2 separate regions of the Homo sapiens genome follow, and region 1 is linked to region 2. Evidence: chromatin loops called from intact Hi-C (ENCODE). Cell type or tissue: adrenal gland. All regions are shown on one strand. Links, peaks and the distances in the headings refer to the core of each region. The heading gives the core; the rest is flanking DNA. Region 1 has its middle 39 kb from the start of LINC01387. Region 2 overlaps TMEM200C (transmembrane protein 200C).

Evidence for each region. Hi-C counts contacts between places; a loop is a spot of excess contacts. Peaks named below come from ENCODE experiments on the same cell type or tissue, not always from the same donor. Only the 100,000 strongest peaks of a DNase experiment are listed, where the experiment ranks them.
Region 1: it touches region 2 in a loop (4-fold over the local background); 13 of 110 quality-filtered maps call a loop at or near these places.

The regions. Positions count from the first base shown.
Region 1 is chr18:6,469,645-6,475,021 of GRCh38, forward strand. No RefSeq gene overlaps it. Among named protein-coding and RNA genes, the nearest start is that of LINC01387, 39 kb to the right of the region's middle. In adrenal gland, for the core only: no CTCF peak of the experiment used is centred there; no DNase peak of the experiment used is centred there.
Region 2 is chr18:5,887,803-5,893,179 of GRCh38, forward strand. It overlaps TMEM200C (transmembrane protein 200C), which reads right to left. Exons shown (of 2, transcript NM_001395400.1): 2 at 1-4,355. The coding sequence starts at 4,261. The coding sequence ends at 2,396. MIR3976HG (MIR3976 host gene) reads left to right here. Exons shown (of 10, transcript NR_172496.1): 9 at 1,278-1,371. Among named protein-coding and RNA genes, the nearest start is that of TMEM200C, 5.0 kb to the right of the region's middle. RefSeq lists a silencer at 2,761-2,980 and an enhancer at 3,498-4,025. In adrenal gland, for the core only: a CTCF peak has its summit at 3,030; DNase peaks (open chromatin) are centred at 2,869, 3,739 and 4,269; H3K4me3 peaks cover 2,099 bases; H3K27ac peaks cover 1,131 bases.

The DNA of each region.
Region 1 (5,377 bases), core at 305-5,304, 580 kb after region 2:
TACAAATACCCTATTTCCATACATCTTTGTTCCTACCCATTTATATTATTATTGCCACAGAATACATCTTTTTATATTTTGTGCCTGTTAACTTCAATTTATAATTATCGCTTTATGCCTTTACCTTTTAAATCGTATAGAAAAAAAGGAGGGGTTTCAAACCAAAATTATGTTAATATTGGCTTTTCTACTTATATTTATGGTTACCTTTACTAGTGTTCTTCTTTGTTTCTTATGGCTTCCAGTTACTACCTAGTGTCTTTTTATTTCAGCCTGAAGTGCTCCCTTTAACATTTCTTGTATGGTAGGTCTTCTGGTAACAAACTCCCTCAGCATTTTTTTTTTTTTAATCTGGGAATGTCTTAAGTTCTCCTTCATCCCTGAGTGATAGTTTTGCTTGATATAGAATTCTTGGTTGACAGTTTTGTCTTTTATTTTAAGACTTTGTTATCTCAGCGCCTTCTAGACTTCATGATTTCTGATGAAAAACCAGCTGTTAATTGTACTGAGGACATCTGGTATATAATGAGTCACTTCTTTCTGCTTTCGAAATTCTATCTTTATTTTTGGATTTTGACAATTTGGCTATTATGTTTCTGGGTTTGGATTTCTTTGAGTTTATCCTATTTGGATTCTTGGTTTGTGTATTTTCATCTTCAGTGGATTTGAGAAATTTTAAGCCATTGTTTCTTCAAAAAGTTTTTTTTGCTTCATTTTCTTTTCTTCCCCTTGGACTTCTATGGTCCATATGTTATTATGCTTGATTCCTTTCCTCAAGTTCATTAGGATACATTCATTTTTCTTCATTTTTTCCATTCGTCAGGTTGGATAATTTTAATTTTTTTATCTTCAATTTTTTTTATTCTTTCTTCTGACTGTTCACGTTGCTATTGAATGTCTCTAGTAAAATTCTAATTTCAGTTATTGTACTTTTCACCCCTACAATTTCTATTTGGGTACTTTTTTACAATTTGTATCTCTTTCTTGACAGACCCTTTTTGTTCATACATTGCTTTCTGATTTCCTTTGTTCTTTGTCCATGGCTTTTTTTTTTTCTTAGCTCTTTCAACATATTTAAGACAGTTGGCTTGATATATTTAACTAGTTATTCCAATGTCTAATATTCTTTAGAAATAACTTCTGTCAAATTGTTTTTTCCTGTGGATGGGCTATAATTTCCTGTTTCTTGGTATGTTTTCTGATTTTTTGTTGAGACTGCACTTCTGGAGTATTAAAATATGGTAACTCTGGAAATTTGATTTTCCCACTCCTCACAGATTGCTGATTTTTGCTTGTTGAGGGCTGGAAACATTCATTTGTGACTTTTCCAAACTATTTTTGCAAAGCATGTATTTCTCATTGTGTGTGAACACAGACATTTGTGTTCCTTTATCTCTTTGGTCAACTAACAAAGATTTCCCTGAATGTCTGGCTCCAAAAAAAATATTGTCTTGTCTCTTTAACTTTCCTGAAAGATGCTGCTGGAGGAAGTTGCTGCTGCAAGAGTGCCAAAATCAAGGCAAGCATTTGTACTGGTCTCTAAAGGCACTACCAAACCAATCCAAAAGCACAACCTCGTATCTTTGGAAGACAAGTTATCTGCTTCCCACTCTGGGTCCAGATAGCCACTCCAGAAACACATGCTCCTAACTCACATTCACAGCAGGGCTAAGGAATTTGCCACCATCTCTGGTTCATGCACACTGCTCACTTAAAAATAATCAGTTGCCTCTCCCTTTATCAAGCACTCCCCTAGTTGCTATGTGATCAATCACGTTCCAGAAATCCAAAGTAGCTGTCTCCAATTGCCCTTTCCAGCTCAATATCTGCTGCAGGTGAGGGATCTCTAATCAACTGAAGTACTCTAGAACTAGGGTGACCAGTCTGTTTAGGACTTTCCCAGTTTTCAAACTTAAAGTCCTATGTCCCAGAAATCCCTCCATCACAAGCAAACCGGTACCATTGATCACCCCATCCAAGACTCATTACTGATCCTCTTCTCTATCTATAATAACTCTTTTGGAATTCCATTAACTCACCTGGCTTTAAGTACCACTTATACCAATAACTCCTAATGTGTATCTTAAAGTTAGAACTCAAACCTGAACTCTTCCTGACATTTGAAAGGTCTGTTGACTTCTCAAATTTGTCTTGTTCTACATGGAACTCCTGATCTCTCTCCAAACCTGTTGCTCCAGTGCCTTCCCTATCTTTGTTGATGATCCCATCTGTTGATGGCAACTCCACCCTTCCAGTCACTCGGGCAAACTATCATAAGTCACAGTCTGTCATGAAATCCAATTGTCTGTATCTACATCATAATATCTCCAGAATCCTAACACTTATCACCATATGAATTCCCATCACCCTGGTCAAAGCCAATCATCTTTTTTGAAAACCCTTGAATAGATTTCTAAATGGTCTTTTTTCTTCTTTACCTCCTTCTTTGCATATTCCCAATATAATAACTAAAATGATTGATTTTGTTTAAAAAAAGTTTATTTTGGTAAGAACACAACATGAGATCTAATCTTTTAACAATTTATTATTATTTTTTATTTTTATTTTTTTTTTTTTTGAGACAGAGTCTCGCTGTGTCACCTAGGCTGGAGTGCAGTGGTGCAATCTCGGTTCACTGCAAGCTCCGCCTCCCGCGTTCACGCCATTCTCCTGCCTCAGCCTCCTGAGTAGCTGGGACTACAGGCACCTGCCACCACGCCTGGCTAATTTTTGTATTTTTGGTAGAGACAGGGTTTCATCGTGTTAGCCAGGATGGTATTGATCTCCTGATCTTGTGATCCACCTGTCTAAGCCTCCCAGCAAATTTTTAAGTGTACATTAGAGAGTTGGTAATTATAGGGACAATGTTTTATAGCAGATCTGTGTTTTCAAGGATGTGGAGAAAAGGGAACCTTTGTACAATGTTGGTTAGAATGCAAAATAGTGTAACTGTTGTAGAAAACAGTATGGCAATTTCTCAAAAAATTAAACTACCATACTACCATAAGATCCAGTAATCCCACTTCTGGGTATTTATCCGAAAGAATTGAAATCAGGATCTCAAAGAGATATTAGCACTCCCATACACATTGCAACACTATTCACAGTAGCCAATTTGTGGAAACAATTGAAATGTCCATCTGTGGATGAATGGATAAGAAAATATGGTGTATACATAAAATGGAATATTATTCAAACTAAAAAAAGAAGGAAATCCTACCATATGTGACAACATGGAAGAAACTTCAGGGCATTATGCCAAGTAAAAGAAGGCAGTGACAGTAGGACAAATACTACATAATACCACTTAGGTAAGGTACTGAAAATAGCCAAATTTATCGACTCACAGAATGGTGGTTGCCAGAGGCTGGTAGAGAGAGAGAAATGGAGAGTTGCTGTCCAATGGGCTTAGAATAATCCTTTAAAAATACAACAGTTCATGTCACTCACAGAGTAAGAGCCAAAGCTCTTACCAGGGCCTAAAATGTGTCATCTAGACTTCACAGTTCCTCTATGACCTTTGGGGTCCTCTCCATTACAAGGCCATCTTATTGCCTACCATTCTATGCCCACTAGAGCATGGAGATCACATACCCCACCCGTCACCCCATCCCTAAAGCAAAGAAAGCGTGAGGTCCTGAAGAAGGGTGACCCCATGATTAGGTGGCATGTTGATCCAACAGAGAGACTGGATGGACTTGCCTAGGTCACTGCCATTCCATGGCCAGCCCCAATGCATCTTCCCCACACACCCCAAAGAAGGACTTGACCTCATGCTTGTTTGCTCACTGCTGTCAAAGGTAGCCACATGCTTGCTGTAGGTGACAGCAGTGTACACAGGGACCCTTCCTAATTGGGTCTCACTTCTAAACCCTCCTTCAAGTAGCTATCACAATTAAACACTCCCATTCAGATTCTTTCAATCTGCAAGCTTACTCCTTACAGTCATCTGCTTTCTCGGCATTCTCATCCCTACGCTACTCTGCATATCCTTCCTGGTGAATGAACACTCCACTCCATTCCCCTTTCCCCACCATGACTTTCCTGTGCTTTCTGGGACTCCCACTCAGGGATCAGCAAATTCCTCCAACCCTTTTCTGAACATTCCCTCTACCACTTTGCCTGAATTGAAACCTGTCTAACCCCTGCAGGCAGTGACCCCCTTCAGTTGTCTCAGGCAGAAGCCACTTCTACCTTCAAACTCTGTTTATCAAGGTTGGGAGGGAGAATCTGTGCCTCTCTTTATTCTCCAATGCCACTTCCTGACCACAGCTCTCTATTCTATTTTTTGAGGTTTATAAAATTTAACTTGTAAATGGAAAAGGGAAAAAAGTGGCCAAAAACTCAAATCGAGAATACATTTGGAAGTAAATATCTTTTTCACCCCACAATTCAACCCCTCAACCACCCTTCACGCTTTCACATGTTGACTCCTGAGTGGGAGTTCCAGAAGGCACAGGAAAGTCATGGGAGGAAGAGAGGGATGGAGTGGAGTGTTCCCTCAGCTGCCTGCACATATATGTGCATGTACGTGGCAGAGGCACATGAACATCTGGGCACATGTGTACATACACACACACAGGCTGATAGTTACATCTTTACACTAATACATACACATGAGGACAAATACAAACATACCTGTGACTATGTAATGATTCACACACCTGTGCGTGCTCATATGCATGCTTGCTTTCATAAAATGAGGGCATGCGTTCATATTTTCAGTTTATCAACAAACTTTTTAAAAAGTATAATATACGTATAAGAAAAGTACGCAAATCAGCTTGACAAATTATCTCAAAGTGAATACGCTCATTTAACACTGTCTCGCTACCTGTGATTTTCACTTAACACTCCATTGTGAATATCTTCTCGACTATCATGTGTCCATTCTAGGATTGAAGGCACAATTTACTTAAGTAGTCCAAGATCTTTAGGCCTTTTCCATTGTTTTACTATTAGAAAAAATGCTGCAATCGTTACCCTTGTTCATGTCTTTGTAACCACATTTATGAGAATAAATGAAAGTGGAAATTCTGGGTTTCCTTGCTGTCTTTTATCTTTTTGAGACAGGATCTCGCTCTGTCACCCAGGCTGCTGCAGCCTCAATCTCCTGGGCTTAAGTGGTCCTCCTGTCTCAGCCTCCCAAGTAGCCAAGACTACAGGTGTGCACCACCACACCAGCTAATTTTTTGATATTTTGTAGAGATGAGGTCTCACTATGTCACCCAGGCTGTGCTTGAACTTCTGGGCTCAAGAAATCCTCCCGCCTCAGCCTCCCAAAGTGCTGGGATTACAGGCATGAGCCACTGTGCCTGGCCTCCTTGTTGTCTTATGGGAACACCTCCAGAATTTCCCTTCGCAGTTTCTCATTGGT
Region 2 (5,377 bases), core at 194-5,193:
ACTTCCTCTGAAGTCTAAAGAAATCACAGGCTCCTCCCAAGATTTGGAAAATTGAGCTCATCTTTGTCTATCTTCAGAAAAAAAATCTAGTTAAATTGTTCAATGGTTAAGTTAGATATTATCTGATATGGAACTAAGTTTGTGAGATATAAACAGTATTCTGTCCACCCCTCCTTAGTTAAGCTAAGAGGTATTAGCTTTATTATTTGCTAAATGTCACTTAGCATTTGATAAATGTAACATTTACAGTGCATTCTCCGAGGACTGGAAACAGTATTGTAGAACACCAGAACCTGTTTTCCCCTTGAAGTAACACGCTATCTCAGTATATAAATTACCCAGTACCCAAGGTAATGGAGAAGAAAACCTAAGGAAGTTTGACATTTACTTTGGAAGTGTGATAAAGCAATTGAGACTGTTGAAATTTAACACTACCTTGAGGTCTTATTACACTTGCATGTCACTCCTTAGTGCAAACTCACTTTTGCTTTATAGAAGAGCCCAATATATTAATCTACAGCCTTAAAGTGAGTTACCGGTTTAATGCAGATCCAATCTGAGAATAAATTAGGCCCTTTTAAAGTGTATTACAGAATGTTGAGCTAATGGTAATTGACGACGTATATTCACTCTTTGCCAAGTTGTAGGTACAAATGTGATATGATTACATCCAGGACAAGAGCCTGAATTTAAGTAAGGCTTTTAGAGCTGAAGATCATAGAGATTATATCATCTACCAGAGGCCCAGAGGGATTAAGTGATTTGTCTAAGGTTATACAGATAATAGGTGGATATCCCAGATTTCAGACTAGACTTTCTTGAGCTCAAGTTCAAGGAAGGTCCATTCTTCTACACTATGCATTCAGCAATATATTACAATGGTAATAATAATTACAATAACCCCCATCTATTGAATACATCCTGTGGGCCAAGGGTTCTGGTAAACTCCACACATATAAACCCTCCTCTGACCCTGACCCTGTTCTATTCCTCTCATAGCTCCATGAGATATGTCTGGTTCTCTTCATTTTACAGAAAGATGACTGAGACTCAGAGTTTGTGACTTGTACAAGGCCTCACAGCTAGGAGATGCCAACAGCTGGGTCCAATCTCAGCTCGGAATCTGCACTCTGTCTACAGGACTAGCGCTTTGCCCAAGGAGACCAAAATGAAGACATCTTGTCTCCTGGTCTTGAAAATTAACTAATTCACTTTTAATGACATCAAGTGTAAACAATCTACCAAATTATTAAAACATTATCTTTTTGTCTATGTAGGCCATGGATCAAGACCATTAACTTATAATCAGTGATAGCCAAGAGGATGGGAAGAGAATATTAAGCCTGGTGCTCTGCAAATTAATACTTGCAGGTAAATGAGAAGTATCATAGGCATATTACTATTTACTTAACGTTTCATTCTATTTGAAAGAGAAATTCCCAAATGTTAAATACTACCCTACATTTTAAGCTTAAAAATACGCTGGACATGCGACAATGGTGCTGAGTACTTTGGGGGAAGATCACAACAGTCCTGGTAGCAGTGTCACAGCAAAATATTTCAGAGGTACCAGATGAGCTAGCTCCAAGGCAAATGAGGCAATATTATGTTTAACTGTTTGTTCGGAAACTTCTTTTATTAAAAAAGATTTTAAATATTAATGCTATTTTCAATACAGGTGTGATAACACTCAATAAAGCATGGTGTACTTGATATAAATTTCGGAATGTAACAGTCCATCTAGTTCCTGGTCCCCTCCAGTCTCCACCACATAGCCTAGTAGCAAAACGTACACACCCGTTTAAAAATGAAGAAGCTTTTGGGCATTGGGTGAGCACAGTGGGGTGGGGCAAGGAAAGTGCTCGTTCCTGAATTATTCATGCTTTTGGCTTTGACTTCAGTTAGTAACATCAATTCTAAGAGAACTGAGACAAACTCTTCTATGTTCCGCAAAGGAATGGAGAAAAAAGCCTGCCATTCGCAAGCAGCTGTGGGCAAAACCAGCGCAGAGTACAGGGGTCGGGAAATGAGGGATTAAAAAAAAAAGTCGGAGTAAAGTGCACAGTTACTGTCAAAAATATATTATTTTGATCCTAAGAAAATTAAAAGATTTTATCTAATGGACTAGATTGCTGACCTTTTAATACATTTGGTTTTCATTGAACATACAATCACCATCGGACATAAAAAGACTAGTTTGCTTAAAAAAAAAAATCCTTGGAGTTATCTACAGGAATCTTGTGGACGCAATTCAAGGATAACATTCTGCAGCTCTTTGGATATTGAATGATGTCCTCGGATCAGTCCACAAAAGAAACAGGGACCTGTTAATGCACTGATTCAAGTGGGCGTTTCTCCCATTTTCTCTTTCCTCCTCCCCAACCCACCCCTTTCTCTAAATGCCTGTGCTTTCCAGTTCTTCTTCTACCCCTATGGCATGAGACCTGGAAATCATGATGAGTTTCTCCTTGTTTGTAAACTGCCTCTGCACCGGCTGAGGTTGCTCGGCCGTGGGTGGCTCCTGGCTGGCACCCTCCGGCGAGCTCTGCTCCGCACCCAGAACGGGGGCGGCCACAGCAGAGTCTCGCGTTTGACCAGCTACTGCGTCCAAGACCGACTCGGTGGAGGTGCCGGCCTCCCGCAGGGGTGTGTAGCCCTTATTGCTGCTGGATGGGTCATCCGACTGGGAGCTCCCGGAGTCCCGCCTGGTGGGGGGCGAGCCCTCCAGCCGCAGGGGTGGCGAGGGGGAGGCGGCCTTGGCCAGAGGGCTGGAGTCCGGGTCCGCACTCCCCGGGGAGGGCGGGGGCTCGGGGGACGGCGGCGCCCGGTAGTCCGGGAGCCCGCTGGTGCTGCGGCGCCGCAAGGCCGCGTACCTGCCGGTCCTGGGCAGGCGGCCGCCCTGCCCCCTGGCGGCGCGCGCCGCTACCGCGCCCTCGGGCTCCTCCGGCTCCCGGCGCGCCCCGCGCATGCTGCCCTCTGCGCCGCGGAGGTTGGTCATGCTCAGGTCGAGCTCGCCCCTCGGGATCTCCTGGGAGCCGCGTTCCCCCGGAGGCCTCTGCCAGCTGCAGCTCGCGCCCTCCGCGTCCCCGCCCCTATCGCGGCCCCCTTGCAAGGGCAGCAGCGCGAAGGCGCTCAGCGAGGAGTCCACGAAGGAGCTGGCCGTGCTCTGGCGCCCCCAGCTCTCGGGTGGGCTGCAGGGCGCCGGACTGCTGCAGCTGCTAGCGGCTGCGGCGGCGGTGGCAGCGGCGGCCCGGCGACTGCCTGCCACGCCCGAGCGCTCGCGGTAGACGCTGTACACGGCCTCGGCCAGGCTCGGGGGCTCCCGCGGACAGCGCGGGGAAGAGGCCAGGTCCGGCGGGGACGCGGCGCCCCGAGGGCGGCCGCCGCTCGGCGCCGCGGGGTGAGGAGGCCACGAGCCCTTGGCCAGCATCGCCGCCGCTCCGAAGGCGTCCCCGGAGCCACCGCAGCCCCCGGGCTTCAGCTCCAGGCCCCGCGACTGCACGTAGCTGAGGAAGCCGTTGAGCGGTATGGCCCCGGGGGGCGCCGCGGCGGGGGCAGACGACGACGAAGAGGCGGCGGCGGCCGCGGCGGCGGCCGCGGCGGCCGCCAGGTCTTTGGCGCGGAGGCTGTGCACGTCGATGACGGTGGAGTAGAGGTCCCGCAGGTTGATGATTTTGGTCTTCTTGTCCCGGTTCTCGTGGAGGACCGCGTTTGCGCAGATGAAGAGGAAGATGCCGATGCCCATGATGAGGGGCCCGAAGACCTTGAGCTTGTCAGAGTGCAGGTAGCCAGAGAAGATGCGGAAGAAGAAGCCCACGGACGTGGAGGAGGAGGACGGGGAGGCGGCTCGTGCTGGAGGCGTGCTCCTGGGCGCGCCCGCGGAACTGGAGTTGACACCCCCTGGAGCCCTAGGGTGGCTCCTGGACCGGTTTTTGCTGCCACTGCTACTGCTGTTGGCCGTGGTTGGGACCCGGTGGCTGCTGCCCGCAGGCGGCAGCTGCTTACCCCCCTCCCGATTGGTCCCGGTGGCCTTGGGCCAGTAGCCCACCACCGCCATGGCTATGCCCACCAGCAGCACCAGGATCCCACAGAGGGCGATGAGCCCTGAGATGGAGCACAGCTTCAGCTTGCCTTTCACCACCACCACGTCGTTCTTGCGCCTCTTCTTGGCTTTCCGCTTGCGCTTGGGTATCTGGCTTGGGGGGCGGAGTGGATCCTGCTTTCTGGCGGAAATCCTTAGCAGGCCGCCGGTGGCGATCATGGCGAGCTCCTGGAGTGCAGGACTAGCCTCTGGGATGGAGGCTTGCACAGGGAGGGCGCCAACTGCCCACTAGCTGCTCAGCCACCTCCTCCTGCTGCAAAGCAGAGGAAGACAGTCAGAGGGTGTCAGCTTGGCTGCAGTGACATCTCACGCTGCAGCTGCCCTACTCCCAGATCCCACTCCGTGTGTGCCCCCCACCCCAGGGCCTTTATCCACTAACTGAAACAAGGCCGTGTACAGAGGCTGGAGCCAGGTAGACACTAGGGAAGGGAAACGTTGTTGCAACAACTAATAGGTGGTTATAAAACATTGCAATAACTAATATGTGGTGATAAAACCATCTGAGAATATGCCTTCTTCTCCTCGCTCCCCACCCATCTCCTCCACACACTCCATGGTAATATGAGGGTTTGAAATGAACAATGGAGTTCCAACCATTAGTAAAACCTAAATGTAGGGACTCAAAGTAGTGGTTAAGGACCTCCCTGTCAAGATTCTTTCCCTCAGTCCTTCAGGAATTGGAAGATTTTTCAAGGGAGCTGTCACAGGAGTTTCAAGTCTCTCTAAGCTGGGGAATCTGTCAATGTGTGGCCCAAAGTCACTAAAACAGTCAGGAAAGTTACTACTGTATAAAGACAAAGGAATTTATTTCACTGGATGAAAATCAAAGGTCATATAATGGCAGGCAGGCGGTTTATTTACTTCAGATAATTAATAGAGAGTTCACCACTGGGGAAGCAGCAGAGATATTGCAATACTCTGACAATAAATCCCTTCACAAAGTTGTCTCCCACCTATGCCTGTTCCTACAGCTATGTGCAGGCAGATCCCTTGCACAGCCTTCTTCTCTCCTCTCAGCAACATCTGGACAGCTTCTTGGGGTGGAATATTTAGTTTTAGGTAACTGCTTATGTAACTGAGCTCTTCCTTCTGGCCTTCTTTCCTCCCTCAGAGGAACTCCCTTAAAGGTATCATGTGTCAGATTTCATCAGGGAATTTGAGAAGTCCCCTGGAATCTCCAAGAGAAAGATCTTTTTCTCATATGGGAAAATTACAATTAAAAAAACTAACACTCTGCCATAATAGCTTTCTGACCCCTTATTAAGGTGCCAAGAG